2 separate regions of the Homo sapiens genome follow, and region 1 is linked to region 2. The links are chromatin loops, found by intact Hi-C in ENCODE. Cell type or tissue: OCI-LY7. All regions are shown on one strand.

Region 1 (2,500 bases), 320 kb before region 2:
CACTAATTTAGAGTTTTGTGTGACAGCATGTGGACAGAGTCTGAAGTTAAATTTCCCTTTGCGTTGTCTAGGAAGAAAGGATGTGTAAAGAAAATGCAAAATGTAAACCAGATGGGGATGTATGTAAAGTACTGGAGTAATTTGTTGTTTTCAAGCTTTTAGAAGCATGAATTTATGTTGTCAAACAGCTAACGATAAACCTGTATGCTACACCACAGGTAAGACTTAACTGGTCATTAAAACCGGTTTCCTGAGACCTTTTCTAAGCAATGCACTAAATATGGAAAGCAATACAACATTATTTCTTAAAAAAATAAAAACAACTTCAGATTGGCCCAGCCCAAGCCCAGATCTAGGCATGTTTCTGAATGCTCTTTGCTGGAGTGGAACAGCAGATGAGGCAAAGCTCCTTCAACTGCTAGTTGTGAGTGAACCCACAAACTCATATCAAGTCAACAGCTGTGATTAGCAATAGCTGGTACTAGGGACTGTAGCTCAAAACAAAACAAAGCAAAACAAACAAGCAAAAACCTACCATAACCCAACAGCAAGAGCAAATGGCTCCTTTGAAACCCTGGGTGCCCTTAGCACAACTGAACCTAAATGCTCACACAGCAAGCACTGTGATAAACTTGGGATCTGTAACAACATACATTGCTCGATAAAGTTCCCTTCCCTCCCTTTGTTGAACCTCACATTTCAAAACCTTACTCCACACTTCTGAGGACCCCTACTTCTGGGAATTCCTGCTTTCACAGGAGAGAATGTATTTAATATAATGATTAATCAGGATCATGAATTGCCATGTTTCATTTCCTTTAATAATGAAAATCCATAAGGGTTTAAAATACTCTTAGACACACCTAGCTTAGCAAATATCATGGACCTCTACATTTATGTGAATTCACACATGAGCTAGCCAGCACCTCAGTTCTGGCTGGCCCCCTTTGGCACCAGGACACAATAATTTATTAAGCTTCGATACTTAATAAATGTGCACAAATATCATGCAGACATTACGACCAAACAAAAAATGTATTAGAGACATAGGCTTATACAAAACATCTTGTAAACAAAAGGGAAGAGGTTGATATTTTCTGTACAAAATATGCAGGTTTTTCTTTCTTTTTTAATAATCTGTAAGATGCATCATACTTCTGGCATTTTCAAAAAGTGAAAACTGTATAAAAATAAATATTCTATGTACAAACACACACACAGGCCAATCCAAGGTTAGAGGCATCACTGCAAAACAAAAACAAAACAATGTTCTGTTAGTTTCAGTGGGTCTGCAGAGGTTTATTTCCTTTGTAGGAAGGGAGGTAAATCTTGTCCTGGGTTGGATGGGAGTTCTGGACAGGAGAACTGTGGGAACCCTGAGCCCCTAGGTGAAAGAAACTGGTGGCGACCTTAGCTCCCTGAAGGGAGGAAACCAAGTTCACCTCTCTGTGAATCCCCTTTGTGGTCACTAGAGGGCACTCTCTTTCTCTGCTGCCTTTGGAGGCCTGATTGTTGTAACCACTGCATTGTCCCAGATTGGACTTAAGGTGTGAATGAGTAGTCTTGAAGCTCTCTGGTTGCTTCTCCAAGACATTGCAGCTCTTGGTAGTGGCTGTTCTTCCCCTGCTAAGCACAACCATTTCTGTCTCCTAACCATTGGCAGCAACTTTAAAGAGGAAATTTTTTTAGGGGTCAAGGGTTCAGAGGTCTTATGACACCTCTGACCTGCTTTTGTGGCGCTTTAACTAGGTCTAAGTGGAGCTTGGCAGGAGGACGAGGCCAGCCTCCAGGGATGGATTCTGGGGAGGCATCTCTCTTGAGTGTTGAGCTTTTCCTTCTTGGGTTAGGGGGTGCTTTAGGTATCCAGGCAGGTAGGTGGTCAGCGTTGGCCTGGGGTCTTGGTGGTTTCACCACTTTTACCCAACCCAGTGCACTAGTGAGATTCTGGCATCTTAGTACAGGGGAGCTTGTTCATCTCATTGTAAGTGTGACTCTGCTGCCACTGGAACAGGACTGGATTCGTTGAGCACAGATTCTTGAACATGTTGGAGTCTCCGGTCCCTTTATGAGGATGAACCTTGAGACAATGGTGGTGGGGGGTTGGTGAGAAGACTTGGAGTGACAGGCAAGGTGGAGGGAGACGGTATGGGGCAGCATAGTGGCTGCCACCATTGCTGGGGACCAAGGCGGGTCTTCTGGATTAGTTAGCAAGCAGATGGCCTCTGTCTGCCTGGGCAGCCCTGTGCTCTGGGGAGCCATGGTTGAATGGGGCGATCACATGCAAGGGCACAGTCCTATGATGTCAGACTGCTCTAACAATGGCAAATGCCAAGGCCAGTGTGAATCAATGAAAACTCATTGTTGGTAGGAACTCTGGGAGCCCAGGAGAGATTTGGCTGCAGGTCACATGTGTGGTGGCATGAAGCTCTGCCAGCTTAAATGCAAGGGGAGTGGTAGAGTGGTGAGGAGCACAGCCCCTAGGGGAGGCACAGTAGCATGT
Region 2 (2,500 bases):
CACCTGGAGGAAGGCTGGCTCATGGCTCTGGAACTGGAACCCAGGCTGCATGTTTTAAAGCTGCCCAGATGAACTGGTGGTGTTGCTAGGTTGAGAACAACTATCACAGGAAAAGGAACACGCTGTTGGAGGCACTTGTGGTTGGCTTGTATGTTCCCTTGCTGACAGCGTCCAGATTTTAGCCACTTCATCAGAAGAAAGTGATTTCTCAGGATTAGCTGAGCTCAAAGCTGCAAAAAAGAAAAAACAAACACACCCCCTCATAGACTGACAAGCGTGCTCACACAGGCCCATGCCTCAGAGGCAGATGTCTTCACTGCATGATACTGGTAAGCAGACATATTGGGAAATTTTTCTATTTTTTTTTCCTCCCAGAATTTCGAAAGCAAATTGCATTTTACATTTTCTTGACTGAGGGCAGACAATTTTCACTAATGGGCCCTGTAGGAGGTGATCTGATACAAACCCTCATCCATGGCACACCGCTACACCCCAGGCACTGCATACACGTCTTCCAATTGCAGCTCAACACCGCCCTAGATGACACGTCATCCCCATTTCACAGATGAGGCACAGTAAGGAACTTGCCCAAAGCTACCAAATGGGGAGCCTGTCTGACTCGCCTGCTTCTTGCCTCCAGTGAAAAAGACAAGAGCTAGGCAATGGGCCCCATGTCACAAATATCACGTTCATTGAGGGGAACCACCTGGCGCCAGGCTCTGAGTAAGGACAGGCAAGTGTGAGGCGTTGGTGGGTGCTGCACTGGGTAAGGCTGGGCTAGACATAGCCACCCCCACCTAGAGAGAGTGCAGCCTTAAACAGTAAGCAAGCCCCTTCCACTAACATGATCACAGCAACCCTGGGCCACCAAGTCTAAAACTTCTCACTCTGTCTCCTAGGCTGAAAACTCAAATACTGGAAGGTCTGGTTCAAGACTAGACCCCGGCGACAAACCCTCTCCCTGGGGGTTCCACAGCCACCTTCCACCCTCCCTAGGGCTCCCAGATTCAGTTTGCTGGAGGCTGGCGAGGCAGGCTCCAGATCTGCTGCCTGCCAACTTTGTGGCCACATATAAATTCCTTTACTCTGGGAAAAAGGAAGGACATATATTTTTCTTTGCTTGGGAGAGGATGAAATGAAACAAAACTTATGAATGTTCCCGGCACTAGGCTCAACCCAGGACGAAACCACAGTGAATGAGAAATTATAATGGAATTGTGCATGCTCTCCACCAGAAACCTTTCCAAAATACAAGGTAATACCAAGCCTGGGCTGGCTGAGGTGAGCACTAACCGGGAGCAGGAGAGCAGATGAATCCATTTGTAGTATATTTGCAGGAGGGAGTTCCTGCTCCTGTCCAAAAATTCCACCAGGTGGCGCCATGAGACAACTTTCACAACCTTTCCAGTCTACACACCAAGGTGGTGGGGGTCCCTCAGGTCCCTGCAAAAGGGCATTGAGAGTTCATTACCCAGTTCAGAGCAAGAAAGCTGGGGTCTTGGTCTCTCCTCAAGGCTTTTCTTAACTTCCTTAATCCAGATGTTCATGAAAATGGGGTGTTACTGGACACATAAAAGGGAACAACACACATTGGGGCCTTTCAGAGGGTGGAGTATGAGAGGAGGGAGAGGATCAGGAAAAATAATGAGTGGGTACTAGGCTGAATACCCGGGTGATGAAATAATCTGTACAACAAACCCCCATGACACAAGTTTACCTATACAATAAACCTGCACATGTACCCCTGAACTGAAAAGTTAATTTTTTTTAAAAAAGAAAGAAAATGGGGTGTTAGAGGAAGTGGGGACAGCAACGTGTTGGACAATGACGTTGGCAATGCCAGGCCAGGCAGCAGCAAAGTCCATCAAGCGTCTACTAAGGGCAAGGCCCTCTGTGGTAGGTGTCGGTCTCAGAGCTGAAAGGGGCCTTCGTGGAAGTCTAGCCCAGCCTGTTTGTTTTTCCAGAATGAGGGAGGCCAGGCGGGGGTCACTCCCTGCCTGTCAGAGGTTGTGGGGAGTCCCTCTCAGCTCGTCTCAGGGTGCAGTGTGACCCAGGAGGCAGTGTTCAGGTGAGGCCACTGCGCCTTTTCAAGGAGCCAGATGAGGGCAGAAATTGCACCCTATCCAACTGCAAAGGAGACTGAGAAACCCTATAAGGTTGTGATATCTCCCCTTGGGCCCTGGAGAAAGGGAGACAGTTCTGTCAAGATCCCCACATTTCAGGGAAAAACCCCATGGGTTGGTTCAGGGTCAGAGCTGCAAGGCCCTGAGGGTCAACTGAGTCAATCCCCCATGGTACAGGTGAGCCCAAGACAGGGTCGACAACTCAAACACCAAAATACTGCAGGATGAAAATGCTCTTCATGTACTCATATAAAATGTGCCAAGATACACTGCTAAGTGAAAAATGCAAAAGGCAGAGAAAAACGTGTCAAATTTTTCTATTATTTGTATAAAAAAAGAAAAAATAGTATATTCATGTTTGCTCATATTTGCATAAC

What was found. A loop is a pair of places that touch in the nucleus more often than their neighbours do. Peaks named below come from ENCODE experiments on the same cell type or tissue, not always from the same donor. Only the 100,000 strongest peaks of a DNase experiment are listed, where the experiment ranks them.
Region 1: a loop joins it to region 2, with 2.5 times the contacts of the local background. A loop is called at or near these places in 7 of 110 quality-filtered maps.

What each region holds. Positions count from the first base shown.
Region 1 is chr10:69,957,444-69,959,943 of GRCh38, reverse strand. COL13A1 (collagen type XIII alpha 1 chain) reads right to left here. Exons shown (of 41, transcript NM_001368882.1): 41 at 800-1,245. The coding sequence ends at 1,243. All of the region lies in intron 2 of LOC107984242 (a long non-coding RNA gene), which reads left to right. Among named protein-coding and RNA genes, the nearest start is that of LINC02636, 51 kb to the left of the region's middle. In OCI-LY7, CTCF peaks have their summits at 1,275 and 1,478 (motif pointing right); a DNase peak (open chromatin) is centred at 1,483; H3K27ac peaks cover 505 bases.
Region 2 is chr10:69,638,288-69,640,787 of GRCh38, reverse strand. No RefSeq gene overlaps it. Among named protein-coding and RNA genes, the nearest start is that of FAM241B, 9.3 kb to the right of the region's middle. In OCI-LY7, CTCF peaks have their summits at 1,180 and 1,381 (motif pointing right); a DNase peak (open chromatin) is centred at 1,377.